Linked DNA regions of Homo sapiens: region 2 is linked to region 1. The links are chromatin loops, found by intact Hi-C in ENCODE. Cell type or tissue: CD4-positive, alpha-beta T cell. All regions are shown on one strand. Each heading gives the region's core, and the rest is flanking DNA. Links, peaks and the distances in the headings are about the cores only.

The links. Peaks named below come from ENCODE experiments on the same cell type or tissue, not always from the same donor. Only the 100,000 strongest peaks of a DNase experiment are listed, where the experiment ranks them.
Region 2: a loop joins it to region 1, with 4 times the contacts of the local background. A loop is called at or near these places in 3 of 110 quality-filtered maps.

What each region holds. Positions count from the first base shown.
Region 1 is chr1:39,084,771-39,100,706 of GRCh38, forward strand. It overlaps a transcript of MACF1 not described here. Among named protein-coding and RNA genes, the nearest start is that of NDUFS5, 66 kb to the left of the region's middle. RefSeq lists an enhancer at 13,921-14,010. In CD4-positive, alpha-beta T cell, for the core only: CTCF peaks have their summits at 7,804 and 8,006; DNase peaks (open chromatin) are centred at 5,668 and 7,771.
Region 2 is chr1:38,883,676-38,899,611 of GRCh38, forward strand. It overlaps RHBDL2 (rhomboid like 2), which reads right to left. Exons shown (of 8, transcript NM_017821.5): 5 at 12,294-12,394; 6 at 9,489-9,549; 7 at 4,288-4,349; 8 at 2,132-3,008. The coding sequence ends at 2,829. Among named protein-coding and RNA genes, the nearest start is that of GJA9-MYCBP, 10 kb to the left of the region's middle. In CD4-positive, alpha-beta T cell, for the core only: no CTCF peak of the experiment used is centred there; a DNase peak (open chromatin) is centred at 8,266.

The DNA of each region.
Region 1 (15,936 bases), core at 2,871-10,870:
TATTAAAAAGATTTTCCATATTGCACTTTAGACTTTATGGTTACCATTTCTAAAAGCTGTCTATTTCATGACTTTCTAAATCCTACTCTTTTTTCACTTTTTGGCTATATTAGACAATGCTGCTGAGAACATGGTTAAGAATGATTTGACTTCTGTTATTTCCTTATAATGAAATCCTTGGAGAGTACAGTTTTACTTGTATCGCCTTCCAAAAGTGTTCTACATGCTGACCTTTCACACGACGTGAAGGCTGGGGCTACCTCCTGTGGTGGGATGTGCCCAGCTCTTTGCCAAGCAGCAGCACAGTGCTGTAGTTATGAGTGTAAGCTTTGGAATCAGAGAGGGTAGGGTGCTGGATCGTGGCCCTGCCACTGACCAACTGTGTGACTCTGGGCAAGTCCCTTATTCTTTCTCAGTGTCACTTTCCTTGTCTTAAGAATGCCCACTGTGCAGGGATGCCTTGAAGGTTAGATGAAATAATGTGTGGAAAGCCCTTAGCACAGTTTTTGGCTCAATAAAGGAGATGCTTCCACTGAAGGCATCCACAGCTGCCTCCCTGAAGTGTGCTCAGCATCTCAGCAGGGTGTTGGTGTTACAGTACGGATAGGAAGATAGAGCAGTGCCTGCAGCTAATTCAGTGACATCACCCGCTTTCAAGCCGTCACCAAGGCCTGTACTGCTACCTTCTTTGTGTCCCTCAAATAATACAGCCACCCCCTCCACTGTGTCATCTCTCACCTGGACCTTCCAATGAGCATTTAATAGCTCTTCCTCTCTTAGTCTTGCCACCATCCTCCACGTGACTAATAGAGTATTTTTTTCTAAAATACAAACCTCAAGAACACATATTCTATTTTATGAAATGAAGTGCTGCCTGTACAACACTTCATTAAAAATACAATAAAAAATAAAATAAAATACAAACCTAATTCTATTACTCGGCTGCTTAAAAACCACCTTTGGCCCCTCATTGCCTGTGGAATCAAGGCTTCAGCATAAAGACCCATCAAAATTACTTACCTCTTCAGCTTCACCTGCCACCACCTCTACCCCCAATCACCCTGCCACAGTACACTGTAACTGGACCCCCAGAGGGATGCATCTTGCAGGATGAAACCACCACACTTTAATTTTCTTCTCTGCAAGATGCTGGTAAACCCTCCTCCTCTTTTAAGTGCCGCCTCCTCTGTCCTTAATGCCCCCAGTGGTATCCAAAGCTTCCTCCTCCGCTCTCACAGTCATACTTTTCTCTCCTCCATGTTCCCTTGTTCAATGTAGCAGTTAACCCACAGGGTGCCCATCACTCCCTTAGAAGAGTGAGCAATTTGGGATGTGTCTTATGTTTTGAGCCCCCGAGGGCTGCACGGGGCCTTGTACATGCTAGAGATCAATTGGTATTGAATGACTGAATGAATGCTGAATGAGTGTTTTGAGGATATTATGTGATGTGACAGACTGTGATCCAGAAACAGGCACTGAGCTATAACGGAAAGTTAGAGAAAGGCTTATGTGGGCTCAGGTAATCAGGAAAGGACTTTAGAGGGAATGAGCTCCAAGTGAGGAGACAACAGTGGGGCCTGGAAGGCAGGAGGGAGAGTTGGAGCTCTTTCTAGTGGGCAACGAGGAGTCCTTGGAGGAAGTCCTTCTCAAAACCTTTGGGCCTGCAGCATCAGCCAGTAACAGAATTTTAGAGCTGTCCCTAGGGTGCAGGAAGGGGTTTACTTGTCCCCAGTCTTGAAGGGCCATAACTCAGGGCCCTGATGACTCATAAACCTCTTTCTCCTGAAGAGAGAGTGGGCTGTCTCATTCTTCCTTCTTTATGCCCTCTGCCTCCATCCTTCATCACTCATGCATACTTAGATCGTTTTGTGATGATTTCCACTTCCAGTCTTCTCTGAGGAGGCCCACGGGATGATTTGCTTGCTGCTTCAGATTTGGAGTCTAGAATAGAAGTGGAGTGGACTCAAGGAGGCTTAATTTTACACAGGCAAGGCTCCTAAGGACCCTGCTGGGTCAACTGAGCAAAGGGATGGTGGGTGCTGCGCTGTGCTGTGTTTCTGGCATAGATGCTGATCTCCTTTGCATCCTGACACTGCTGAATGCCTCTTTTGAGGAGGGGGCTGGGCCAGTGAGGCTGAAAATGGGGAGACTGCCATGGTTAAAAATAACTTGTGCACTGCAGTTGGGCGTGTTTCTTTAGCAGGAGAGGAGAGAGGCAGCAGAGACGAGGCGGGACTGCGACTTTAGGGTCTTGCTGAAATCTTCATGTGATTTTAGAATGCTGTGGGGGCTCCACCAGAGTAATGGAAAAGGCAGCCTTAGCTCTGCAGGGACTCCTTCACAGGAGGTGCAGGGGGGCATGTCTGGGAGACCCTGGATGCTCTGAAGCTCTCTGAAGCAGAACTTTAATTGTGGGAGGAAATGAAGTCAGTCTTACGCTGGAAGCCAGCTGTGGCCTGTGCAATTTTCTCCTCCCCCTGGATCTTGCTTATGAAGCCAAGTGGGGGTGTCTGAATCACTCTCACCAAATAGAGATCTTCCCTTTCCCTGGCCCACTCCGTGTCCTGAGCTGGTCTTAGGGCCTCGCCCTTGCTTGAGAGGCCTGATGGGGCAAGCCTGGTGGTCACACATGTCAGAGTAGAGAGGGATGTCGGGGCTGAGAAACCTGCTGATTTCAGTCTACAAAGCCAAACAGGTTTTAGGGTGCTGAACCTTGTTCTTCTTCCCATCTTCCTGTTCTCATCCTTTCCCTACATTTGTTTCTCCTTCTTCTTTGCCAGCCATATTCTCAACTCCCTAAGCCCAGCCACATTCAAATGTAACAAGAGTCACTAATGAAAGTGTCTTGTTTCGGTTTATCAGCTTTATGGTTTACACAGAGATTTCAAAATAACTCTGTTAGGCAGGACATATGTTAGCATCCGAGGCTCAGAGGGTTTAGGGGACTTGCCTATAGTTACACAGGACTGGTAAACACAGATCTTCTAACTCCAAGTACATTGCTATTTCTTTTTTTTTTTGAGACAGAGTCTCACTTTGCCACCCAGGCTGGAGTGCAGTGGCGCAATCTCAACTCACTGCAACCTTCACCTCCCGGGTTCAAGCAATTCTTCTGCCTCAGCCTCCCGAGTAGCAGGGATTACAGGCGTGTGCCACCATGCCCAGCTAATTTTTGTATGTTTAGTAGAGATGGGGTTTCTTTTTTTTTTTGGAGATGGAGTCTCGCTGTCGCCCAGGCTGGAGTGCAGTGGTGCAATCTCTGCTGGATCTCAGCTCACTGCAGGCTCCGCCCCCTGGTTTCACGCCATTCTCCTGCCTCAGCCTCCTGAGCAGCTGGGACTACAGGCGCCTGCCACCTTGCCCGGCTAATTTTTTGTATTTTTAGTAGAGACGGGGTTTCACCATGTTAGCCAGGATGGTCTCCATCTCCTGACCTCGTGATCCGCCCGCCTCAGCCTCCCAAAGTCCTGGGATTATAGGTGTGAGCCACCGCGCCTGGCCCGAGATGGGGTTTCACCATGTTGGTCAGGCTGGTCTTGAACTCCTGACCTCAGGTGATCCGCTTGCCTTGGCCTTCCAAAATGCTGGGATTACAGGCGTGAGCCACCGCACCCGGCCCTGTACATTGTTATTTCTATTTCCTTAGGCAATACCTGGCAACCAGCCCAGTCTGAATCTTCTGTAGTTGACAATCTAAATCTCCACACTCACCTGAGAGACTTGGTCACTTCCGGGAAAGGCCTCAGGATCCTGGTCTATAGAACCAGGAAAGGGGAGAGACAAAGATCTTGGAAAATTTGCCTCTTCCCCTCTGGCTCTCTGTCTTTAGTGAAGAGCAGTAGAAATATCCTTACTTAATGGTGGGGAGCAACAAGGAAGTGGGGCGCTAGGGAGCTTACTGTAGCAAGGAGTACAACCCCAAAGGGTAGAAACAAAGAGAGGAAGAAATGATGTATCCCTTGGGACCTGTGGGGAGTATATTGAGAACAGGGTGCAAGACAGGGTGTCACATGGCTGTACACTGCACAACCCTTGGGGGTGCGATTCACATCACATTTGTTGTCATTGCAGACGTGTACATTTATTATTACAAGTTTCCTGCAGATGGCAGTAACATGTTTTGAAGAAGGGCTCATGTTTGGGCTAGGGCACGGTAGGGTGCAGGAAGATTCCACCATCTACCCATCAATCAGGTATTCATTCATCTAACATCACATAATCAGGACCCTCCCTGTCCTTGGCATTGATATTCAAAGATGACTGAAGATGTGGTCCCTTCTGCATGGAACTCAGTCTAGTGGAGAGGACAGAAGGGAGAAAAGGCCGGGTGTAGTGGCTCACACCTGTAATCTCAGCATTTCGGGAGGCCGAGGCAGGAGAATCATTAGAGCTAAGGAGTTCAAGACCAGCCTATGAGACCCTGTCTCTATTTTTTTTTTAAGTAGTTAGAAGGGAAAAAATAATTATATCCCCGTATGTGTTGTGAAAAAGGGGAGTGCAGTGACTCAGAGCTAAGGATTGGATCCCTCTCTGGTTGTTCATTTATTCATTCCTTCAACTAAAAAAGGGGTTAAGCTATGTGCCAGTAGAAAGCATCTATGGGATTCATTCCTAGGAGTATCAGCAAATGCTGCTGAAATAATCATTCCCAACATCTGCTCCATTGTGGCCTTCTAGTCAGACGACAATTGTCTCTCTGCACAGCCCTTGTTTCAGTTGGCTTTATATTCACGTTCATTGTTCCCAGGTTCATTTCCCTCACCAGCTCTGGAGGTCTCTGTAGTCAGGAGTCCCATCTTACCCTTTTTGCCCTGGGACAGAGAGCCATGAGAGCACTACCTGGTCAGAAGCTGGAGCTTACTCCTCTGGGCCCATGTGTCTCTCCTCCAAGTTGGGAGCTCTGAGAAGACATCTCACAGGCACCTCTCTGCTTCATTCATTCATTCAATAAAAAAAATGGATTAAGCTCCTGCCATGTGCCAGGCACTGCGGAGATAACTGAATCTGGAGTTACAAGACTTAGGCAAATGACCTCACTTCTTGGATCCTCAGTTTCCTTATCTATAAAAGGGAGATGGTGATAAAGGGTGTAAAAGGGAAATGAACGAGAATCAGAATGTGCTGGAAAAACACAGGTTCACATGGCCCGTTACTGCACTTAACAGTGTCATTCCTTGTAACCTCCCTGGCAGCCAGATGAGGCAGTGGAGACTCAGGAGGCCAGCAGTTTCCCAGGCCAGCAAAGAAGGAGCCCAAGCCTCTTATTTCTGTCCCCTTCTTTTGTTCTTTAGGCCTTTGTCAGGGAGCAGATGGAAGTGGCTTATTCTGGCCAAGCCGTGAGTGGGAAGAAGGGAATGCAGGGATGGGAAATGGAACCCTAAAGACAATCTCATTGGGAATCCTTACTCCTCAGCTGCCAAACTTCCTTGCCCTGAGGCTCTTCGAGTTTTGTATCCAGGAAGGCTCCTCCTCCTTCCCAGCTTCTCTACTTCTTCCTGGCAGTGTCCTCAGAGTCTCTGGCCCTGTCCTGGAGCTTGGTTTCAGTAGCAGCAGAGAAGAGCAGAGGAGAGTGCCCTGAAAGTGGGGCAGAATGAATTGTAGCTACACACCACCAGCTCAGCTCCAGCTCTTTGAAAGTAAATCTGGGTCACATTAGCTGTGGGCTGGAACATGACCACGTGGGCAGAATTCTGTGCAGGCAGCAGAAAAGACAGCCAATCTGTCCTTTCTCTGAGGTGCAGGGCCCCTGTGGGACCCCAGTTGGTGAGGGAAGGTGGTTTCTGGATTGCAAGGTGTAATGCCATCTTAATGCCATCATGCTTTTCTAATGACATCCTAGGTGACATAGAGAAAGGTATGGAATGGCAGTTTGGCTCATGCCTTTCTGTTTGTTATGGGAGAAGCCTAGGCTGAAGGTAGGAATGCAGAGGAAGGACTGGTTACTTTGGGGACTGTGGAAGGCCATCATTTCTCAGTCTCATGGGCTCAGGGGTTAGATGCCACCAGAGTAGCTGACACTGCAGCAGGATCTAGGGCTGCACTTGTTCTTTATTTCAGCAGTCCTCCCCTTGAGGAAAGGTCTGTGAACAGATCCATCATCACTAAAGTGTTATATGGAGCCTGGCTGGCCTCCTTTTTCTGGTTGCTGTGGCTAGGGCCTGCCATGATTTGGCCCGGCCACTGCTTGTTGCCACATGTCAGTTACAAGCCTGCCAGCCTGAAAGCCCTGTCTTGGCTTTCCTGTAGGAGCAGAATAGGTGTCCCTTGCTGGAATCTCTGCCTGGATCTGGGATACTGCTACAGGGAAGGTCTGAAGCCCCTATAACTTGAAGGGTGATGATTATGAGCTGAAGCTTCTGTCTTAAGCTGTGCCCCACCCCTACCCCAGAAGATACCAGGCTTTTGCCTTGTGGTCAGGGGAGGATTCTGCCTGGGGCCTCAGTGGATGTCTCTGGGATGCCCTCCCCCACTCATTCACACATTTCTTCATGTGCTCACTCTTCCATTCATTCACGCAAAGGGCTGGCTTTGGGAGTCAGCTGGAGCCCTAGTTTCATTGCTCACTTGCTAATTGGGTGACCCTGGGACGTTAGTCACTTCATTGAGCCTCAGTTTCTTACAGTTAAAATGGGGGAGCAAGAGCACTACCTCAGAGACTTGCACAGTAGATTAAATAAGGTAGTTGGGAGTAGGATGCTTGGCCCAGTACCTGCTATATATTCAGCCCTTGATAATTTTTTTTTTGAGACAGAGTCTCGCTCTGTCACCAGGCTGGAGTGCAGTGGCACGATCTCGGCTTACTGCAGCCTCCACCTCCCAAATTCAAGCGATTCTCCTGCCTCAGCCTCTGGAGTAGCTGGGACTACAGGTGTGCGCCACCATGCCCAGCTGATTTTTGTATTTTTAGTAGAGACCCATGGTGGGTTTCACCTTGTTGGCCAGGATGGTCTCAATCTCTTGACCTCGTGATCCACCTGCTTTGGCCTCCCAAAGTGCTGGGATTACAGCCACTGCACCCGGCTGCCCTTGATACATATTAGCTCTTTTCATGAATATCATTCATTCACTCATACACTTGTTCATAGATTCATGAATGTGCTGATTTATCCCCTTGCTTATTCACTGATTACACACTTGCTTATTTAACAAATATCCCTAGGGCTACTTTGCTCTAGGCTCAGACTGCACTTCAGAGCCCAGCTCCTGCCTATGAAGACCGTTAGAATGCAGCATGAACTGAGCTACGTTGCAAGTCCAAAGAGTTTTGAGGAAGTTCTGGAAGGGAAGGCACTTCTACTCCTGCCCCTCCCTGGCTTAGAGCAATGATAGTATTTCTTCTGGGGCTGGGAAAAGAAATAGGAATTAGCCAGGACAACCTGAAGAGACAGGGCACTTCCCGGTGGTTTGCATCTATTCTTGCTCTCCTTTCTTTGGCTTTCGTAGGAAGGAAAGAAGGAAAATGAAGAGAGAACAGCTGGTGAGAATTAGGAACTAAAGAATCTAGACGGTGGTTTGGGGAGTGAACTCTGGACTCAGTTTAGGAGCACCTTAGAGCTGGTGCCAGCTGGGTTCCTCCGGTGAATAATAGCTGGTAAAGTCACTGTGTAGAGTCCTAGATGGGTGCCAGGCATTTTACATACATCATTTAATCCTCATAGAACCCTGGGAAGTAGTTGCTATTCTCAACAGAAATGTTAAGTAACTTGTCTGAGGTTATACACTGAGCAAATAATGGAGCTGGGATTCAGCATTACTTAATGTGCATGGCGCCCCCTGGCCCTCAACATGTACAATATGCCCTTTGCAGTTATTCAAGTGCTGAGTTTCTGGTCAGCCTAACTCCAAAGCCCTGGCACTTTTCAGGATATTTCAAACATAGTAAAGTAGTGAGAATAGTACAGTGAACCCCCATCACCCAGAAACAAGAATGATCAATTAATTCATGGCCAATTTTATTTCATTCATACACCGCTGTCAGTGGAAAAAACACAGTTCCTGTTTTTTCTTTTTTCTTTTCTTTCTTTTTTTTTTGAGATGGAGTCTCTCTCTGTTGCCCAGGCTAGAGTGCTGTGGTGCCATCTCAGCTCACTGCAACCTCCGCCTCCCGGGTTCAAGCAATTCTCTGCCTCAGCCCCCCGAGTAACTGGGATTACAGGTGCCTGACACCATGCCCAGCTAATTTTTTTGTATTTTTTAGTAGAGACGGGGTTTCACCATCTTGGCCAGGCTGGCCTTGAACTCCTGACCTCATGATCCACCCGCCTGGGCCTCCGAAAGTGCTGGGATTACAGGTGTGAGCCACCGCGCCTGGCAAGTTCCTGTTTTTCCATTCTCTTACTCAACAATCAACACAAGAAGACTTCTGTGACGCCAAGATATGTGGGGACTTCTCCCCGCCAGCAAGTTAAACAATAGTTCTGCAGTGGACACCAGCGGGGTGTCCTCCAGTTCAATTACAACACTGTCTACCTGGAAATAGCATCAGATCTCACAGTTTGAGGGTTCAGTCCCCAAGACATTCCCCTACTCCACTTCTTTTTTTTTTTTTTTTTTTTTTTTTTTGAGATGATGTCTTGCTCTTGTTGCCCAGGCTGGAGTGCAATGGCTCAATCTCTGCTCATTGCAACCACCGCCTCCTGGGTTCAAGGGATTCTCCTGCCTCAGCCTTCTGAGTAGCTGGAATAACATGTGCGCGCCACCACGCCTGGCTAATTTTTTTTTTTTTTTTTTTTTTGAGACGGAGTCTTGCCCTGTCACCAGGCTGGAGTGCAGTGGTGCGATCTCGGCTCACTGCAACTTCTGCCTGCCGGGTTCAAGTGATTCTCCTGCTTCAGCCTCCCGAGTAGCTGGGACTACACGCACACGCCATCACACCCAGCTAATTTTTGTATTTTTAGTAGACACGGGGTTTCATCATGTTGGCCAGGATGGTCTTAATCTCTTGACCTTGTGATCTGCCCACCTTGGCCTCCCAAAGTGCTGGGATTACAGGTGTGAGCCATCACGCCCGGCCAAGGGATTCTTTTCTTTTTTTTGAGACGGAGTCTTGCGCTTTTGCCTAGGCTGGAGTGCAGTGGTGTGAACTTGGCTCACTGCAACCTCTGCCTCCCGGGTTCTCCTGTCTCAGCCTCCTGAGTAGCTGGGATTACAGGCGTGCGCCACCACACCTGGCTAATTTTTGTATTTGTAGTAGAAATGGGGTTTCACCGCGTTGGCCAGGCTGGTCTCGAACTCCTGACCTCAGGTGATCCACCGCCTCGGCCTCCCAAAGTGCTGGGATTACAGGCGTGAGCCACGGTGCCCAGCCCCACCCCACTCCACTTCTAATGCCAATCACAAGACTCAGATTTTTTTTACCTGTGCTTCTGACTGACTGGCTATAATGGGGTGCTGGCTGGGTGCAGTGACTCATACCTGTAATCCCAGCATTTTGAGAGGCCAAGGTGGGAGGCTCGCTTGAAGCCAGGAGTTCGAGACCAGCCTGGATAATATAGTGAGACCCCGTCTCCACAAAAAATAAAGCAAAATTAGCCAGGCAGGAGAATCGCTTGAACGCGGGAGGTGGAGGTTGTGGTGAACTGAGCTCACGCCATTGCACTTCAGCCTGGGCAACAAGAGTGAAATTTTGTCTCCAAAAAAAAAAAAAGAAAAGAAAAAAGAAAGAAATCGGGCCGCGCATGGTGGCTCACGCCTGTAATCCCAGCACTTTGGGAGGCCCAGGCGGGCAGATCACCTGAGGTCAGGAGTTCGATACCAGCCTCAACACGGAGAAACCCTGTCTCTACTAAAAATACAAAATTAGCCGGGCGTGGTGGTGCATGCCTGTAATCCCAGCTACTCGGGAGGCTGAGGCAGGAGAATTGCTTGAACCTGGGAGGCGGAAGTTGCGGTGAGCTGAGATCGCGCCATTGCACTCCAGTCTGGGCAACCAGAGCGAAACTCTGTCTCAAAAAAAAAAAAGAAAAAAAGAAATTAGCCAGGCGTGGTGGTATGCGCCTGTAATACCAGCTACTCAGGATGCTGAGGTGGGAGGATTGCTTGAGCCCGGGAGGTCAAGGCTGCAGGGAGCTGAGATTGTGTACTGCACTCTACCCTGGGCTACAGAGTGAGACCGGATCTCAAAACAAACAAAACAAAAACCACAAAACACACAGAGGATACAGGTGAAGAGATGCAGAGGGCAAGGGCGAGGTATGGAAGAAGGAATGTGGTGCTTCCATGCCCTCCCTTGTATGCCACCCTTCAGGAATCTTCACGAGTTGTTATCCTGGAAGCTCCCTGAATCTTAGGCCTTTCATGGAGACTTCCTTGGGTAGGCATGATTGACAACCATGCAGAAATGTGATTGGGCAAAAAGGGTATGTCTAACACTAACAGTGTGGAAACCCAGCAAAGCCTGGCTGTTCAGATTCTGCTTGAATTTTCTATGTAGTATTCCTTCCCCCAGGGTATGGGGCAAGACTCCTGAAATAGGGGTCTCATGATTATAGTCAGAAATGTGGGGGAAGGCGGCTGGGTGCGGTGGCTCACGCCTGTAATCCCAGCACTTTGGGAGGCCGAGGCGGGCGGATCATGAGGTCAACAGATCGAGACCATCCTGGCCAACATGGTGAAACCCTGTCTCTATTAAAAATACAAAAAAATTAGCTAGGCATGGTGGTGCGCGCCTGTAGTCCCAGCTACTCAGTAGGCTGAGGCAGGAGAATCATTTGAACCCAGGAGGAGGAGGTTGCAGTGAGCTGAGATCGCGCCACTGCACTCCAGCCTGGTGACAGAGTGAGACTCTGTCTCAAAAAAAAAAAAAAAAAAAAAAAGAAATGTTGGGGAAGGCTGAGAGTGGTGGCTCACACATATAATCCCAGCACTTTGGGAGGCCGAGGAAGGTGGATCACTTGACACCAGAAGTTCAAGACCAGCCTGAGCAACATAGTGAGACCACCATCTCCACAAAAAAAAAAATTAGGTGTGGTGGTGCATGCCTGTAGTCCTAGCTACTTGGGGGCTGAGAAAGGAGGATCCCTTGAGCCCAGGAGGTCATGGCTGCAGTGAGCTATGATTGTACTACTACACTCCAGCGTAGGCAACAGAGTGAGATGGCTGTCTCAAAAAAAAAAATGGCTGGGTGCAATGGCTCATGCCTGTAATCCCAACACTTTGGGAGGCCAAGGCAGGAGAATCACTTGAGTCTGGGATATCAAGACCTGCCTGGGCAACATAGTGAGACCTTGTCTCTAGAGAAAATCAAAAAATAATCCAGGCGTAGTGGCACATACCTGTGGACCCAACCACTCAGGAGGCTGAGGTGGGAGGATCATTTGAGCCAGGGAGATGGAGGCTGCAGTGACCCATGATCGCACCACTGCAGCTGTGATCATCATCATCCAGCCTGGGTGACACAGTGAGACCCTGTCTCAAAAAAAAAAAAAAAAAATTGCAGGAAAGATTGAGTCTTGCTTTGGGAGGAAAAAGAAACAGGTGAAAGGAGGGCAGGAGGGCAGAAAGATTCTGTTTTCTAAGACTTGACTTGCTTCTGAGGTCTACAGTGCCTCAACATTATAGCAGAAAACTATGACAAGGGCTATAGAAGTTATGAGCCAGGAACTGTGAACGAAAAAACCCATATATTGCAACCCCACTTCTCCCTCCCCAGTTATGTATAAGAAAGTTCCGGTAGCTGGGTGCAGTGGCTCATGCCTGTAATCCTAGCTACTCGGAGGGCTGAGGCAGGAGAATCACTTGAACCGGGAGGCAGAGGTCGTAGTGAGTCGAGACTGCGCCACTGCACTCCAGCCTTGGTGACAGAGCAAGACTCTATCTCAAAAAAAAAAAAAAAAATCAGAAAGTTCCCGTAATCACATACTTCTACCTTCCTCCGTTTTTGTTTTTGAGACAGAGTTTTGCTCTGTTGCCCAGGCTGCAGTGCAGTGGCACAATTGTAGCTCACTGCAACTTCAAACTCCTTTACTTCCCTCACTTTTTAACCATTATATTATACTACCTTTCCTCTAGTAGTAAATATACCAGTTTATCTGCTTCAGAGTCCATGTCTGAGGACTGGAACCACTGCCACCTGACCTACTGCCCAGAGTCTTCATGAGGGATTCCTTTTTTTTTTTTTTTTTTTGAGACGGACTCTTGCTCTGTCACCCACGCTGGAGTGCAGTGGTGTGATCTCGGCTCACTGCAACCTCTGCCTCCCAGGTTCAAGTAATTCTCCTGCCTTGGCCTCCTGAGTAGCTGGGATTACAGGTGCCCACCACCACGCCCGGCTAATTTTTGTATTTTTAGTAGAGACGGAGTTTCACCATGTTGGCCAGGCTGGTCTTGAACTCCTGACCTCAGGTGATCCACCCGCCTCAGCTTCCCAAAGTGCTGGGATTACAGGTGTGAGCCACCGCGCCTGGCCTCTTCATGAGGGATTCTAACACCCAGATGTTCAGGCTCCAGGGGCAGTGTGTCCCTCCTAGCGTTGCTTGGCTGATCCTCTGGTCCTTCCAGCTTGAGGTTCAGGCTCTATCCCCAGAACACACAGAGCTAGGCTAGAGCATATCTGGTTCTGTTCTGCCAGTATAATTAAACTAAATATCCAAAAAATGAATTTCAAGGATTCAATCTTGACAGACTGAAGTCGAGTTGCAATAGGATTCAGGTCCTTAACATCATGGCGGGAGGATAGCACAGTGGCTCATGTCTCTAACCCCAGAACTTTAGGAGGCCAAGGTGGGTGGATCACTTGAGCTCAGGGGTTCAACATCGGCCTGGGTTACATGGCGAAACCCCATCTCTACAAAAAATACAAAAATTAGCTGGGCATGGTGGTGTACACCTGTAGTACAAGCTATCTGGGGGACTGAGGCTAGAGGATCACTTGAGCCTGGGAGGTTGAGGCAGCAGTGAGCCATGTTCATGCCACTGTACTGTAGCCTGGGTGACAAAGTGAAACCCTGTCTCAAAAAAAAAGAAATTCATCAAGGGAATGAGTTCCATTTTTGTTATAGGGGCCTGTGCCCCAGGACTGCCCTGATGCTGGTGAACTGCTTCACGTGACTCTGATCTCAACTGAGAGCATTGGCCACCACTCTCAAGGGCCTCTCCCGGCCTCAGTGATTTGTGCTCTTTCCAGGCTGCCTGTTAGTGCCCCTTTAGAGGTTTCTACCTTGAGATGGTGTTGGATGGGGAGCTGTGGCTTCAAGTGAAGAGAAGTTTCATAGATTAAAAAAAGCCACACCTCACAGTTTGGGGAACCTCCCAATTCCCCAAAGAGTATAGACTGCCTCAGAGGATCCACACAGGGTAAGACCCTGTCCTGCCTCAGAGCAGGAAGAGAGATTGGGTATGGTTCAGCAGGGCTCACATTAGCCTGATTCCTTCAAGAGTGAAGATAAAAACAGTTTTACTGACAAAGAAGCTGGGAGACAGCAGAGGGGCCAATACCTTTTATAACTACTATTGTTAGGTTCTGAATGCCAGCCTTGGCGCTCAGCATCTTACATGCTGTATTTGACCTAATCCTCAAAACAACTTTAGGAGGCAGATGTGCTACAGCAGAGGAAGCAGAAGCCCAGAGAGTTTGGTAACTTGCTCAAGGTCTCCCAGCCAGTAAGGGGCCAAGCTTGGAATGGTGCTAGCTCTGCCTAGGGCAACCCACTGCCTCCCCCATTACAAGGAACAGTAGTTTAATAACAGCTAACATCTGTGTAGCACTTCAAGGTTCACGGAGTGCCTTAACATCCATTATCTCTACTGTGCCTTGGGAAGCCGGTGCGGTGAGGCCTTCCACGCCCCTTTGGGATAGCTGCCTGTCAGGGGTCCAGCCTCTGCTCATTTCTTCCAGGAAGCACTGGAGATTATTTGGAGTTGGCTCTGACGAGCCACGGGAGAGGCCTAGGGAGAGGCTGAGGTGGAGCGACTTGGCCAGTTGCTATGGTAACCCAGATGGCTGAGTAACCATTTTGAGGGTTGCTATGGTGATGGGCTGCTGGTGGCAGGGATCTTGTCTTCCTGGGTGGCTGGCACCCTCCAGGCCTCTTAAATTGAGATGTTGCACTTTCTGAACAGAAGAGGGCAGCATGAGAGCAGGCAAAGGCTTCTTACCCCAGAGCGGATTTGGGAACTTGAGGCAAAGCTTAGAAAAGGTTTCTAGGAGCTGGGCAGAAAGGGAGCTTTGGCTGGTGCCCAAGAGGCTGGTGGAGCTTCACTTCTGAGACTAGAACTAGGTAATTTTCTTCCAAGAGCTGGTCAAAGGATAATGCTTGGGGCTGCCCCTTCAGTGCCTGGCATCAGCTACTATTGGGGAATATAAAAGTTACAGCAGACAGCTACCCTTGCAAGGAGGAATGGAGAGAATATGTGCATGTGTGCACACACACACACTCACTACTAGCAAAGAATTTCTTTTTTTTGAGATGGAGTTTTGCTCTTGTTGCCCAGGTTGGAATGCAATGGCACGATCTAGGCTCACTGCAACCTCTGCCTCCTGGGTTCAAGCGATTCTCCTGCCTCAGCCTCCCAAGTAGCTGGGATTACAGGTGACCACCATCACGCCCGGCTAATTTTTTGTATTTTTAGTAGAGACGCGGTTTCACCATATTGGTCAGGCTGGCCTCGAACTCCTGACCTCAGGTGATCTGCCCGCCCTGGCCTCCCAAAGTGCTGGGATTACAGGCATGAGCCACCGCACCTGGCCTAAGAATTTCTTTATAAAGCATCAGTTAACACATAAAATAATGCAGCATGAACCAAAGGTGAAGAAAAGCTGGGAATAAACTTTCTAGAGGTTGAGGAAGGAGCACTAGCAGAAAGAGAAATAATTTTGTACTTCCCTCTTTCCTCCCTACACATGAAGTGCCCTCAGCCCTTGACCACTGAGTGGACATTGAGTTGGATTCTCAATTGTCTTGAATCAGATCTGGCTCCCTCCCCCAACCCCCATAACAGTTCAATGAGGCATCCATTCCTTCAGCAAATATTTATTGAACATCTACTATGTGCAAAGTATTGTGTTAGGCCCAGTGATGAAGAAAGATGAAATAGATGTCTTTGCCCTCAGGAACCTATGAAGTAGGAGGTTAAGGAGGCAGTGATACAGACATCCACAGTACATGTACCTGGAGTTCAAGACCAACATAGTGAGACCCTGTCTCTATAAAAAATTTTTTTAAAAAGCTGGGCACGGAGGTTCACACCTGTAATCTCAGCACTTTGGGAGGCTGAGGCAGGCCGACTACTTGAGCCCAAGAGTTCGAGACCAGCCTGGACAGTATGGTGAAATCCTGTCTCTACAAATAGCACAAAAATTATCTGGGCGTGGTGGCACCTGCCTGTAGTCCTAGCTGCTGGTGGGTTAATTGGTGGGCGCACTGAGGCAGGAGGATTGCTTGAGCCTAAGAGGCAGAGGTGTCAGTGAGCCAAGATTGTGCCACCGCACTCCAGCCTGGGTGATAGAGTAAGACGCTGCCTCTAAATAAATAAATAGAAAAAAAATTTCACGTCATTTGGGGTGAACTTTCAAGGTAGATTTCAGTAGGTGGAGTTGGGGGATGGGACATTCTAGGCAAAGCCTCAGAGTCTGATTATAGGGAAAGGAGGTACACACAAGGGTGTCATTGGAGATCAGCCTGAAAAGGAAGCTAGATGTCTAAATATGGAAGACTTGGAATTCCAGGCTTAGATAAGGGATGCTGTGAGACAAACATACTCTCTCCTTAAATACTCTAGCCTTCCAGCTAGTCAGTAGTCACAGACAGCCAAGTATTTTAGGATCATCTGGTTCACTCATTCATGCATTTAATCAAAAATTTAGGCCGGGTGCGGTGGCTCATGCCTGTAATCCCAGAACTTTGGGAGGCTGAGGTGGGCAGATTACCTGAGGTCAGGAGTTTGAGACTAGCCTGGCCAACAAGGTGAAACCCCATCTCTACGAAAAATACAAAAATT
Region 2 (15,936 bases), core at 3,582-11,581, 200 kb before region 1:
AGGGTCTCACTCTGTCACCCAGGCTGGAGGGCAGTGGCATGATCATAGCTCACTGTAACCTCGAACTCCTGGGTTCCAGTGATCCTCCCACCTCAGCCTCTGGAGTAGCTAGAACTACAGGCAAGCACCACCACACCTGGTTATTTTTTATGTTTTTGTAGAGTTCTTGAATGTTACCCAGGCTGTTCTCAAACTCCTGGGCTCAAGCAGTCCTCCCACATTGGCCTCCCAAAGTGCTGAGATTATAGGCATGAGCCACTGCACCTGGCTGAGATTTTATCTTTTAACTTCTTGTTTGAATCTTTGTTTAACCAAGAACACACTCATAAGGCCAGGCATGGTGGCTCACACCTGTAATCCCAGCACTTTGGGAGGCTGAGGTGGGTGGATCACTTGAGGTCAGGGGTTTGAGACCAGCCTGGCCAACATGGTGAAACACCGTCTCTACTAAAAAATACAAAAATTAGCCGAGTGCAGTGGTTCACACCTGTAATCCCAGCACTTTGGGAGGCCGAGGTGGGCGGATCACCTAAGGTCAGGAGTTCAAGACCAGCCTGGCCAACATGGTGAAACCCCGTCTCTACTAAAAATACAAAAATTAGCCAGGCGTGGTGGCAGGTGCCTGTAATCCCAGCTACTCAGGAGGCTGAGGCAGGAGAATCACTTGAACCCAGTGGGTGGAGGTGGCAGTGAGCCGAGATCGTACCATCGCACTCTAGCCTAGATGACAAGAGCGAAACTCCATCTCAAAAAAAAAAAAAAATTAGGGACCGGGCACAGTGGCTCACACCTGTAATCCCAGCACTTTGGGAGGCCAAGGCGGGCAGATCGCCTGAGGGCCTGAGGTCGGGAGTTCGAGACCAGCCTGGCCAGCATGGTGAAACCCCGTCTCTACTAAAAATAAATAAATAAATAAATAAATAAATAAATAAATAAATAAATAAATAAATTAGTCAGGTTTGGTGGCGGCCACCTGTAATCCCAGCTACTCAGGAAGCTGAGATAGGAGAATCACTTGAACCCAGGAGGCGGAGGTTTCAGTGAACCAAGATCCGGCCACTGCACTCCAGCCTGGGCGACAGAGCAAGACTCGGTCTCAAAAAAAAAAAAATAATAATTAGCCAGATGTGGTGGCGCATGCCTGTAATCCCAGCTACTCTGGAGGCTGAGGTAGGAGAATTGCTTGAACCCAGGAGGCAGAGGTTGCAGTGAGCCAAGATCAGCCCACTGCACTCCAGCCTGGGAAACAGAGCGAGACTCCATCTCAAAAAAAAACAAAACAAAAAAAAAAACACTCATATTCCCATGTTTATACTTAAATTTAACTTTTTAAACAAATTTCTGATCAGTTTTTCTCAAAATACTAAAGTATTAACTTTTCTCACTATATCTAACTAAGTGTATATGCCCCTTCCAGATACAGTGACATGTTTAGATGGGTGTTTAATAAATACATTGATGATAAAAGAAAAAATTATATTTCCTATATTCAGATGACCCAAAACTACCATTTCCAAAAACATAATAAACCACAGTCTGAATTCTATACAGGAAAATGACACATGCTTCTCAGCTTTCAGGTATGACATTTTACCTTCTGTAAATAAATCCTACCCACTCCTAGGAGAGCCATGACCCACATGAAGGATGACAGTCTGATCACAGATGAGAATCTGAAGTCTAGGTATATAGTGTGCACCAGAAAGCCAGTGCCCGGTTCCTTGGGATCTTAGACACGGTATCAGAATCTTAAACTAGCAGTCCAGAAAATCCTCAGTCTTCTTCTATGAGATATTTCCACCATTCATGGTGTACCCCGCATAGATGTTTGTTCCTGTACTCCTATGATACCCTTCAGTGTTTGGGGAACACAGCATTGTTGGACCTATAGGGGAGACTACAGGTTTCCAAGTCATTATCTATGTTTAAATTCTGCTCCCCTCAGACAAGTACTTAATTCTTTAAGGGTTCCTTTAAGGGATTCTTTAAGATTACTCTAAGATGCAGAGTAATAACTACCTTTCCGGGTTGTTGATAATATTATCAATAAAGTGTGTAAAACACCTCAAACAGTAGTGATCTATCTCCTCAAACAGTGATCTATTTTAAAGTGATTATCAGGAGTCTGACACAGGTATAAAAAGTTTTTATTATCAGCATTGTACAGTATTCATAGATTTTATGAAGCATTCTCCAAAATATATCCTCCAAGGAGAGTAAGTCTGTTTTATAGAATACCATATGCCTGGGAAAGACCCAATCTCTAATTTTGTTTTGTTTTGTTTTGTTTTTTGAGACCGAGTGTCGCTCTGTCACCCAGGCTGGAGTGCAGTGGCGCAATCTCGGCTCACTGCAACCTTCGCCTCCCAGGTTCAAGCAATTCTCCTGCCTCAGCCTCGCAAGTAGCTGGGACTACAGGCACACGCCACCACGCCCGGCTAATTTTTGTATTTTCTTTAGTAGAGACAGGGTTTCACCATATTGGTCAGGCTGGTCTTGAACTCATGACCTCAGGTGATTTCACCCGCCTCAGCCTCCCAAAGTGCTGGGATTACAGGCGTGAGCCACTGCGCCTGGCCCCAATCTCTAGTTTTTACTACCCTTCTTTTCTCTCTTCTTCTTCCCTTTCTACATTAAGAAGCCCCTTCCTTAAATCCTAAGGTCCTTTTATAGGCAATCTTTGCAACTGATGAGTTTAATGCTGTTTTGTCCTCTATATAAAATTGTTAGCCTTTTCTGAGACTTCTCTGTTTCTTCATAGAGTCTTCCTTTTTTTTTTATTTCCTCCAGATGGCTCTTTTTATTAATTGACTTACAATAGGGGCAGGTCAGTTTGCTGGAGATAGGAAAATGTTGAAAAACACAGCAAATAAGACACAAGCTAAATATGCAGCAATTGCTATCCAAAACCTTGGATCTTTCAGCAGTGCTTTATCAAAGCAGCTAAACACCGTGTAGCCAATGGACATTCCAGCAAATCCACCTGCAATGTGAGCTGCAAAAGACACCTTGGGAGAAAAGGAGGGAAAATGGAAATAAGTGAAGACAATGCTAATTGTGTATTTCAGTTGCATCTCTCTTATTCAAACACAAATACCGTCACAGTTAAACAAGAGTCTTAAAGGTCTAGAGAACTAGGGGTAAGGCAAAAGAGACACAAAACTCCATGTGCACAGAGAGAAGGAGATACTCTGAAAGATACAAAGCTTAAAAATGTCATTTTCACCCATTCTTAGAGTACAAAAGACAGAGAAATTGTTTCTCATTCTTAATCATCATTGCATTTAAAATAATTCTATATAATGCCAACTAAGAGAATGGTTGAGTTGCCATGAGGGATCTCTATAGCAGCATAATCTGATTCCACATACATGGGGTTTCAGATTTAAAACACAAGTAATAACATACACAAGAAATACCCAAACAGAAACTACCAAATTCAAAGACAAATCACAGCAAAACTGGAAAATTTTGTCAATTTTCTTTATTGTCAACTTATAGAACTCAATCTTTCATTGCTGTTTTCCAATCTGTTTTTTTGTTTTGTTTTGTTTTTTGAAATGGGGTCTCAACTCTGTCGCCCAGGCTGGAGTGCAGTCGCATGATCACAGCTCACTGTAGACTCAACCTCTAGGACTCAAGCAATCCTCCCATCTCAGCTCCCCAAGTAGCTGGGACTACAGGCACATGCCACCATGCCTGGCTAAACCAACTGCTTTTTATTCTATGTGGACAGGAAAATCCATTCTCTCCTGTTTTTTGTTTTTTTGAGACAGAGTCACTCTGTCACCCAGGCTGGAGTGCAGTGGTGCGATCTCGGCTCACTGCAACCTCCGCCTCCCAGATTCAAGCGATTCTCCTGCCTCAGCTTCCCGAGTAGCTGGGATTACAGGTGACTGCCACCACGCCCAGCTAATTTTTGTATTTTTAGTAGAGACGGGGTTTCATCATATTGGCCAGGCTGGTCTCAAACTCCTGACCCTGTGATCCGCCGATCTTGGCTTCCCAAAGTGCTGGGATTACAGGCATGAGCCACCACGCCTGGCCATTCTCTCCTGTTTTGGAATAGCTACCAATATGGCAGGTGCAGTGAAGTAGAGCCAGTGATCAGGGCTGTGAGAGAGTTAAGTGGGAAGGACAATTCAAAAGTCTGATTTCCTTAAAAATTTTCTTAACTTCCAAATGGAAATTTGGCTGCCCTAAATCACAGCGTTGTAACCCCTATTTGATAACCCTTTTTGACAGTAAACTAATTTCTATTTTATAAAAGAAAGAAACTGAACTCACCGGAGACCCATCTTCAGGAACAAAGAACCTTCTATAGAGAGCAAATCCCATGTCCAACACAACTAGAAGGAAAAACACCCTGATAAAGGCTCAGAATCTCCACAGTAGTACACCAAATGTTTTTGGTTCCCCTCTAATAATAATAATACTAGCTATCATTTATTGATACTTAACTCTGTGACAGGTGCTTTTCTAAGAGATCTTTTAACTCATTAATCTTCATCACAACCCTGTGAAGTAGGAACTATCATTATCCCATTTTACAGATTTATTCATCCAACAAGCATTCATTGTCCTCTATGTGTCAGGCATTATTCTAGCTGGTAGATAGGCAGCAATGGACAGATCTAACAGCCCTGACTCATGGAGCTGACAAACTGTTGGGGGGTATGTGGGGGGGTGATTGGTAGGGAGGCAAACAAATAAGTAAAACATACAGTATGTCAAATAGTGCTAAGTGCTATGGAGAAAATACAAAGAGAAGAAGAAATAGGAATGCCAGTTGTCGAGTGTGATTTCCAATAGGGGTGTCAAGGAGGATCTCTTTGAGAATATGACGCTGGACAGAGGTAAGGGTCCAAGTCATGCTGCTATTTGACATAAGAGTGTTTCAGAGAGAGGGAAGACCAAGTACAAAGTCCCTAAGCAGGAATGTGCCTGGTGTGTTTGAAAAATACCAAAGCAGTTGAGCTGGCTGGATCAGTAGTTTTCAAAGTGGTTTTTACCAAGACCAGCAGCATCAGCTTCACCTGGAAACTTACTAGATATGAAAACTCTTAAACCCACCCCAGACCTACTGAACCAGAAAACTTAAGGGTGGGACTCAGCTTTCTGTTTTTGTTTTTGTTTTTGTTTTCAGAAGGTGAGTTGTACTCTCCTTAGTAGATTCCTACTTCCATGGCTGTGTTTTCCAACTACCAACTGTGGTAAAGTTGTTTCCAACAACTTTGTTTTAACAAGACCTCCAGGTGATTCTGGACTAGAGTTAGGGATAAGGTTGTGGGTGATGAGGTCAGACAGGTAGCAGGGGACAGATTATGTAGGGTCTATATGGGCCATTGTAAGGACTTCAACCTTTACTGAGTGATAGGAAGTCTTTGAAAGCTCTTGAGCACAGGAGTGACATGATAGATTTTGTTTGTTTGTTTATGACAGAGTCTCAACTCTGTCGCCCAGGCTGGAATGCAGTAGTGCAATCTCGGCTCACTGCAACCTCCGCCTCCCAGGTTCAAGCAATTCTCGTGCCTCAGCCTCCTGATTAGCTGGGATTACAGACATGTGCCACTATGCCCGGTTAATTTTTGTATTTTTAGTAGAGACAGCATTTCACCGTGTTGACAAGGCTGGTCTCCAACTCTCGAACTCCTGACCTCAGGTGATCCACCCACCTCGACCTCCCAAAGTGCTGGGATTACAGGCTTGAGCAACCACACTGATGGTTTTACAAAGATTATTCTAGCTGCCATATAGGAAGTAGACTATAAGGGAGCAAGAACAGGAACTGGAAGACCAGCTGGAAAAATACTATTGTAGCAATCGAAGTGAAGAAGGATGGTGGCATTTTATACATAAAGAAACCAAGACACCAAGACTCCACTCTCAGCCACCACACTAATTGCCTGTAATTACCATCGGGAGTTCTGAAGGTGTCAGGCCATGAAAGGAAATCATTCCATATTCTCCAATAAAACTGTGAGAGCCAGAAGTTAGGCAGTCGTCAAGTAAGTCGGATCTGCACTGCAAAAGGAGCTTCCGACTTCTTGGCCTAGAAGAACTCTGCCCTATATGTGTAGTGCTTGGAAACATCTCTTGCAGCTATCACATTCCACACCCATCCCCTAATTCCCTATGCTCTACTTAGTGAGCCACTGTGTCCTAGGAGATGAAAAGACCTAGTCCTTGCCTTTGGGAAAATAGCATCAGGACATGTGCTCTGACTAGATTCCCTTTCAATACTGTATTGATTGATGTTGAAGTCACTGGACAGAAATTGAGGTCGAGGAAATATTCAATATTCATTTAGTTGTAAATGACTATTACACAAAGTGCTAGATTCATGAGGCTATATAATATTTTCTTTTTTTTTTTTTTTCAAGACGCAGTCTCACTCTGTCGCCTAGGCTGGAGTGCAGTGGTGCAATCTCAGCTCACTGCAACCTCCACCTCCTGGGTTCACGCCATTCTCCTGCCTCAGCCTCCTGAGCAGCTGGAACTACAGGCCCATGCCACCATGCCTGGTTAATTTTTGTATTTTTAGTAGAGACGGGGTTTCACCATGAGATCTCCTGACCTCGTGATCCACCCGCCTCGGCTTCCTAAAGTGCTGCGATTACAGGCGTGAGCTACCGTGCCTGGCCCATATTTTCAATCATCATTTGCATTTCCTGGTCCACATAAATAACATGCCCATGGGTCTAGGAAAGTGTTTTTAAAAAACACTGCCACATAACTGGAAACAGTTACTTTGGCTTAGTCTTCCACAATAGGAGACCTCCTCTCAGAAAGTCTTTGTAACCATTAGTATGTCAATTTCTCCAACCAGTTTCTCTCATCTTGCCCCTTCCTATATCTGAGTCTGGTTCTTTCCTCTTTCTGCTTCCTAGGGGACTTTTCTTCTGGGTTGCTGCAGCCTCTAAACTGAGATGTGTCTTCCCACCTGAAAATAAGCCCTTATTCCAAGAAGCCAAACCATTGTCCTCCTTAAAAATTTAACATTTACTTTAAAAGAGTTGCCTTCATATGGATTTTTTTTTTTTTGAGACAACCTCGCTCTGCTGCCCAGGCTAGACTACAGTGGCATGTTCACGGCTCACTGCAGCCTTGACCTCCCAGGCTCAAGCGAATTCTCCCACCTCAGCCTCCTGAGTAGCTGGAACCACAGGCCCACACCGCAACACCTGACCAATTTTTTTGTAGAGACAGAGTCTCCCTATGTTTCACAGGATGGTCTCAAACATAATGCTTGATGAAGGAATGTTTTTTAGGGCAATTGCCATTTACAATTAAGAAGAATATTTACAACTTGGCTGGGCTCAGTGGCTCACGGCTGTAATCTCATCACTTTGGGAGGCTGAGGTGAGTGGATCACCTGAGGTCAGGAGTTCGAGACCAGCCTGACCAATATGGTAAAACCCCATCTCTACTAAAAATACAATAATTAGCCAGGCATGGTGGCATGCACCTGTTGACAGGAGAGGCTGAGACAGGAGAATTGCTTGAACCCAGGAGGCGGAGGTTGCAGTAAGCCAAGATCACACCACTACACTCCAGCCTGGGCAACAGAGCGAGACTCCGTCTCAAAAAAAAAAAAAAAAAAAAAGAAGAATATTTACAACTTTATACACATTACATATTACATATTACAAAATTATATACATTTCCAAAGAAACACATTTCAAATACAGATGCACTTATATTTTATTAATCTGGTATGTGTTGTAACTCTTCCCATTTTCAATAGTAGGTAAACCAGGCCAAAGAACTTTTAGAAATGAAGCAGACTGACTGAAGACCCCGTATCTCAGGTGACAACAATTCTGTGCCCAAACAATGTGTCCTCTGATTCTGGGTGTGACCCTGAACAACTGAGGAGGCAGCTCAGCTCCTGCAGCAGCTCTGCTGCCTCCCAGATACTCACTCTCCCTTCTCTTAGGTTTTGAATTTGTTATGAAGAAAAAAGTTAAGAATAGTATAAACTATAAACAAGTGAATTATTTTATCTCAGAGTGAAATATTAGCGTTCTTATATTTAAATGGTCAATAAACTAAAGAGTCCCTTCCCACAGACATAGTTGCCTCTGTTCCTGTAATGGGGATAATCGAACCCTTCATAGAAATTGCAAAATCCTGTTTTCTTACTATGTGGACAGCCAAAAACATCTTAGGCTTTATCAGGTATAACCTCTGCCTTGGCTTTCAGGTCTGACCCCAGGGTCTGTCATTCTTCCACAGCCCTCCAGGTGGAGAGAACTTCAACTGGAGCAGGTCTGTCAACACCAGTTACCACCCCCACCTTTGCTCTTGTTTTCTTCCATGCTCTATGGCCTGCTGTCATCTGGAATCTACCTTTACTCTCAGACTCAGCTGCACTTCCATCCCCTCTCCAGACAGCATTCTTCCTAACCTCCTTTAGCATGTGATTCTAGAATGCTTGGAGATTTCAAAAGCCACATTAGTCACCCTCTTGGTCTGGGCTTCTTGAACGGTTGCCCGCTGCCACCTGCCCCCCGCTCCCCCAACTCTCTATCATTAATCCTCAACTATCAGCTATCACTCAATACTTACTGGATCAGTTTTTTTTTTAATCTGAAAATTTAGAAATTGAGGAAGAAAAGAGATTATATCAGTGGTTTCCAAGTTTTCCCTCTGCAGACAAAATCACATACAGCTTCCAATATATGAAAAAGTCCAGTATATAAAATATAAGTGAAGCTATTGTGGTTCAAGTAGAGGGGGTGCCTAGGGCTCTATTCTCTTGGCTTCCCCCACTCCATAAAGATACTAAAAGCCAAAATACATCACGTAGGCATGTCTAAGAACCACCCATGAGAGCCTGTAAAACTCCTTCGTTTACTTCTTTCTGCTTAGTGCTGTGAAGTGGACAATTTTTCTCTAACTGTAGGCTTGCAGTTATTCTCCATGTTAGTGTCTGGGAAATGTGGAAAGGCCTTCTGAAGCCTAAACCAATCACATGGTGAAAATATTATGTGAGATGATTATGTGAAATAGGTCATTGTTGTCAAACCCAGCTAAATCAGAGTTGAGGGGCCAGGGGACAAAAGCACTCAGAGCACATAGCACTGCTCCAACAATTGAATTCTCCACAAGCCCAGCTGCCGAAACTACCTGTTCTAACCATAAGACTAGTTTTACCTAATAGCTGCTGAAACAAATTGAGTCTAAGAATCAGGTCTAAACAACACAAGTCTAAGACTAGTTCTCCCCACTACCATCACTCACCAACCAGCTCCCAAAGGCTGCTCTAGTGCCAATGAGCTTTCTTTCAAAATAATATGTAAAATTTATCTTTCTAATAAAACCCCCAGCCTTTTCTTTTGTACTTCAGACATACCATAGACCTCCCAGGTCTGTGTGTATGCCCCAAATTGCAATCCTGTGATTCCCAAATAAAATGTTTAGAGATTTGTCTCTATATTTTATTTTCACTTGGACAGTATGAAGTATTCACAAAACACACTTACTTATCAGGATGATGATCAGCAGTCTGAAAATTCCAAAGGCAGGAATCATTTCTTGAAAATTCTTAAAAAGAGATAAATAATAATTATATAAGCTATCTATGGACAAATGAAACCTCAACTCTACTCCCTCTTCATCTGCTCTTCATTTGAAATAATCTTCCAGTATCAAATATTTGCAAAACAAAGCATGAGTGTCACAGCCGAGTTTTTAAATGTATTTGGGAAGTACAATGCACTTTGGAGAATAAAATGACAAGACATTTAATTTAATAATATAAATGACACAATTTTGCTAGCCAGAAACAATCTCAATAAAAGTAATATAAAATCAGCACTTAACATGTCAATAAATAAATAGATAAATAAATGCTGTTAAACTAAGATTGATGAAATATTCATAAGATTTTTGGTTAATATTCATTTGATGTTTCTTCATCCTCTTTCCCAGTAGTATTTAGCAAAGACTTAACTGAGATTTGAGTATTACCTTAATTTTTGAGGTAATTTCAAAAACATTGAAAATATTCGTCAAAAATTATTGCAGGGTCTTTTGGGGGCGCTCTTGGGGGGGTTCTGTGAGGGGAGGTAGAAGACAGGGAGGATCTCACTCTGTCACCCAAGTTGGAGTGCAGTGGTGCAATCTATAGCTCACTGCAGCCTCGAACTCCTGGACTCAAGCCTTCCTCCTGTCTCAGACTCCTGAGTAGCTGGGACTACAGGTGCATTCCAGTACACCTGGCTCATTGTTGGATTTTAGCTTTGGGTCCCTTATGCGTCAGTGGCGAACTGCTGAGCGAGACATTTCTAATATAATTTATTGAATTACTTGTCCCTTCACTTTCAAATTAGTAACTCTCTTCCCAAGGAGTAAAGATGCTGAAATAGGCATGTTTACTCTAAATCAATTATTTTCAAACTCTTGTGACCATGACCTACAGTAAGAAATAATTTACATAACAACCCAGTACACGCATAAATCAAACAATAACACTGACTTTTTTTTTCTTGGGTTTAACTTTTGGCCACAGTTCCTTAAAGTGAGTCTACAACCACTAATGGGTTGCAATCCAAAGTTGAAAAAACCACTTTTCTTAGTGATTTCTATATTTGGAACAGTTTTATAATTGCTTTACACTTTTCTACCTAGAATTTTGTTGTTGTTGTTGTTGTTGTTGTTTGAGTTGGAGTCTCACTCTGTCGCCAGGCTGGAGTGCAGTGGCACAATTTTGGCTCACTGCAACCTCCACCTCCCGGGTTCAAGCGATTCTCCTGCCTCAGCCTCCAGAGTAGCTGGGACTACAGGTGCGTGCCACCACACCCAGCTAATTTTTGTATTTTTAGTAGAGACGGGGTTTCACCACGTTGGCCAGGATGGTCCCGATCTCTTGACCTTGTGATCCGCCCACCTCAGCCTCCCAAAGTGCTGGGATTACAGGCATGAGCCACCATGCCTGGCCTAGAAATTTATCCTACAAAAAAAATTTACACAAATGCAAAAAGATAAATGTAAAAAGCATTTCTTTTCTTTTTTTTCTTTTTTTTTCTTTTTTTTTTTTTTTTTTGAGACAGAGTCTTGCTTTGTTGCCAGGCTGGAGTGCAGTGGCATGATCTCAGCTCACTGCAACCTCCGCCTTCCAGGTTCAAGCCATTCTTCTGCCTCAGTCTCTCGAGTAGCTGGGACTACAGGCACACACCACCACACCCAGCTAATTTTTGTATTTTTAGTAGAGACGGGGTTTCACCATATTGGCCTGGATGGTCTCGATCTCTTGACCTCATGATCCACTCACCTTGGCCTCCCACAGTGTTGGGATTACAGGCGTGAGCCACCGCACCCGGCCAAGGGCATTTCTTATAGCATTACTTGTAAACATGAAAAGCAGGAATCACCCCAAATTTTTTTCAGCGAGAGATTCATTAAATAAATCATGGTGCATCTATATAGAGGATGCTAGGGAGCAGCTCTAAGCTGGGAGGATTTCTAAGCACTGACATGGGTAGATGGTCAGGATGCTCTATGATAAAATGCAGAACAATATAAGGGTGGTGTCATTGTTATAAGATTAACATCGGTAGGATTTTGAATACATGTAGAAAAAGGTCTGGGCTGCTCTGCCTATGAAGTAGCCGTTCTTTTATTCCTTTACTTTCTTAATAAACTTGGTTTCCTTTAAAAAATAAAATAAAATAAAAAGGGCTGAAAAAAATATATAAAACTGTTAACAACGTCTTTCACCACCCACCCAACTGTTAACAGATACTATATTGAGGACCTTAACTTTCTACTTTTTTATTTAAAATTTTATGTTGTACTCATTACTTTTGAAATGAGAAAAAAAATGATAACATATGAAAGGAAGCTAGGTGCGGCAGCTCACGCCTGTAATCCCAGCACTTTGGGAGGCCAACGTGGGCAGATCGCTTGAGCCTAGGAGTTCGAGACCAGCCTGGGCAACATGGCGAAACCCTGGCTCTACAAACAATAAAAACATTAGTCAGGCATGGTGGCCCACACCTGTAGTCCCAGCTATTTAGGAGGCTGAGGTGGGAGGATTGCTTGAGCCCAGGAGGCAGAAGTGCAGTGAGCCATTATCACACCACTGCATTCCAGCCTGGGCAATGGTGCAAGACTCTGTCTCAAAAAAAAAGAAAGAAAAGAAAGGAAACAAAATGGCATTGCCATACAATTCTCAGAAAATTGAGTGCTCAGTAAATATTGATAAATGAAGGTTCGTTGAAACAAAGAAGAGTTACTGTTTTCTGTTTTTTTAAGAGACTCGTGGACTCCATCCCCATGGTTCTTACCACCAGAACATTCATAAAATAGCCTCCCATCAGAGCATAGACTCCTCCTGAAGCTCCCACAAGATATCTGAGTGGGTCAAAGATGGAGCTGGCAAGGGACCCTAAAGAAATAAAACACAAAGGATCAGACATGACTATACGGATCAGGAAAGATAAATCTTTCTAATCTAAGGTAGACATTTGGGAAGTCTGGTCTATTATCACATTAGCAAGCAACAAATCTATTTTGCCCCTTTCATACCATAGAAGCATAGCTGTATATGCTAACTACCACAGTGTTTCTGAAAACATGGAATGTTCATTAGAACAGCAACATAGCAGTGACAATGGCAGAATCGTCTGGAGCCAGAATTACCAGCAGTGTGACTTGAGGAAGTTAGTTGACTTCTCTATGTCTCAGTTTCCCTACCTGCAAAATGGGGCTATTAATAGAACTTACCTTAATGGATTGTCAGGGTAAATAATGAGTTGATGTGTGTTTTGTGCTTAGAATACTGCTTGATGTGTATTATATATTTGTTAGCTATTAGGTTGGTGCAAAAGTAATTGCGGTTTTGCCATTACTTTTAAGGGCAAAAACTGCAATTATTTTTGCATCAACCTAATATTATTGCAAAATATCCTATGTTCAGTCAAAATACCTGAGACAATCCAACATTTTATTATCTAATAGCTATCTTTCTCAATGAGCCATAATGTGCCCTCAGAATCCTTCTCAACATACGATCCAATCAGATTCCCCAAGCAAGATGAATCCTAATTGCTAACCTAATCCTAGATTTACTGGACCAAAACAAGGCTTTGCAAACCACCTTATGCAAAGACTAAAATATTCTCTCTATACTGCTTAGTTCTATTACTTGGTCTATTCCTTTCAAGGTCTTCTTTCATTTCCTTAGTGTATGATACAAAACAATACAGTACCTATTTTGTGCAAGAAAAAGTGTCTGTCCTCAGTAATTTTACAAAGAGATGAGCAAACAACTATTATAAAGTACAGAATATAACAACTACTATGACAAAAATAAATTTATTGTAGAAGCACTTAGGAAGGAGTGATTTTCTCAGCAGAAGGGTGGAGTCCTTGCTACTCTGAGGAGGAGGAGATAGCATTTTCATTAAACTTTGAAGAATCTTTTTTTTTTTTTTTGAGATGGAGTCCCACTCTGTCGCCCAGGCTGGAGTGCAGTGGCGTGATCTCAGCTCACTGCAAGCTCTGCCTCCCAGGTTCATGCTATTCTCCTGCCTCAGCCTCCCGAGCAGCTGGGACTACAGGCGCCCGCCACCACGCCTGGCTAATTTTTTGTGTTTTTAGTAGAGACGGGGTTTCACCATGTTAGCCAGGATGGTCTCGATCTCCTGACCTCGTGATCTGCCCACCTCGGCCTCCCAAAGTGCTGGGATTACAGGCGTGAGCCATTGCGCCCGGCCTAAACTTTGAAGAATCTTTAAGATTGGCCAGACACTGTGGTTCACTCCTATAATCTCAGTGCTTTGGGAGTCCCAGGCAGGAGATTGCTTGAGGCCAGAAAGTCAGGAGTCTGAGACCAACCCGGGCCACAGAGTGATATCCGTCTCCAAAAATATAAGAAAAATATTAGCCAAGCATGGTGGTACCCGCCTGTGGTCCTTGCTACTCAAGAGGCTGAGCCAATAGGATCACTTGAGCCCAGGAGTTTGAGGCTGCAGTGAGCTATCATCGTGCCACTGCGCTCCAGTCTGGGTGACAGAGGAAGACCTCTCCCCTCACCCCCACACACAAAAGGATTGGATAAGAAAAACAAAAGAGAAGAAGGTATTCAGGACTTAGAGAACTGGAAAAGCAATGGCATACAAACAGGTATATGGATGACTGAAGATCAGTGAGAAGTAGTCCAGTAGGCCGGGCACGGTGGCTCACGCCTGTAATCCCAGCACTTTGGGAGGCCATGGCAGGTGGATCAGCTGAGCTCAGGAGTTCGAGACCAGCCTGGGCAACATGGCGAAACCCCATCTCCACTAAAAATACAAAAATTAGCCGGGCATGGTGGCAGACACCTGTAATCCCAGCTATTTGGGAGGCTGAGGCAGGAGAATAGCTTGAACCCTGGAGGTGGAGGTTGCAGTGAGCTGAGATGGCGCCACTGCACCCCAGCCTGGGCAACAAGAGTGAGACTCTGTCTCAAAAAAATTGAAAAAAAATAAAATTAGCTGGCTGTGGTGGCACATGCCTATAATTCCAACTACTGGGGAGTCTGAGGCACGAGGATCACTTGAACCTGGGAGGCAGAGGTTGCAGGGAGCTGAGATCGCACCACTGCACTCCAGCCTGGTGACAGAATGAGACTCTGTCTCAAAAAACAAAGAAGTAGTCCAGAGCAACTTAGAGCAATGATTCTCAAATGCTAACCTATAGACTAGGGCTGGGGTGATTATATCATAATCATATGAGAAATTTATTTTTAAAATAGATACAAATGTCTACTTCTGACCATGATAAGGTCACAAGAATAGGATTTGCTGTCTCACTTGAAAAAGCCAAAAGCACTGGACAACATATAGGAAAGAATGGTCTTCAAGATACTAGACATCAGAAAACAAAACCAGTAAACCCTTAGAGACAGGGAATCAGTTATTAATAGATGAGTTATCTGATTGCCCAGGTACTACCTTGAGGGAGATTACAGAATACAGCGCATGAAGCAGGAACCCAGGCAGATCTCAGCAAACTTTAAGTTGATGAGATGAAGTTTAGAGTCCAGATAGATCTGGACTGCTAGAGTTTACAAGACAGGGTACCAGAGAGCAGAAAGCTGCATACAGAAAACTCCAGAAAGGAGCATGCAAGGAAATTACCCAAGCCAAGGAAAGAACCACCAAAAATGAAGTGGGAAGACTACCTGTTGCTTACACAGCACCAGAGAGGCTAAGTAACTTTCTGTACTGGAAAACTCTTTTGTTTCCACACATCATAAGTCTGGGCATTTTATGACAGGTGAGTTACATCTCAATCTTAAAATATATCAGGACAAAACCACACACTGCAGAGGGGCAGGGCTCCACCACCAGTTACTCACTTCCCTTGAAACAGAAGCTCAAGTATAGAGTAGTCTTCTGTGACTAAGCTTGTTTTCCCTCCTTTCTGACTTCTAGGGATAATCCTTGTTTGAACAGGATTTGAGGTAATGTAGGAAACTGCTCTCAATACAGAATTTTTAACTTGATGAAGAAATTGGAAAGAAATCACAGTAGGAAAATCAAGTTTGATCAGGATGAAGTTAGCATACAAAGGAAGTGCAGCAAGGCCCAGGTACCCCCAGAGAAGGGACTCAGACGACAACCAGAGGGGGGCCAGGCAATCAGGGGCATGTCGCTAAGGTCAAAGGTGGGGCAGACCTTGGTCCCCTGCCCTCGTGGCCACCTTACCCAGACCATCCCAATAGCATGAACTGTCCTACAAGGTCACCTTACCTAGGGAAGATGGGGGGCAGTTTCTCAATGCTGGTGTTTGGTGAGCCCAAGAGTGCTCAGCCTTCACTGTCCTCCCTAACAGGCATGTGGGGCATGGGGATGCTGACCCCTGAACTCCTAACTGGGGTTGGAATTCAGGTCCCTTGGGAACACTGGGCACCTAGGGATGTGGGAGCAGGACTGGCCACAGCCA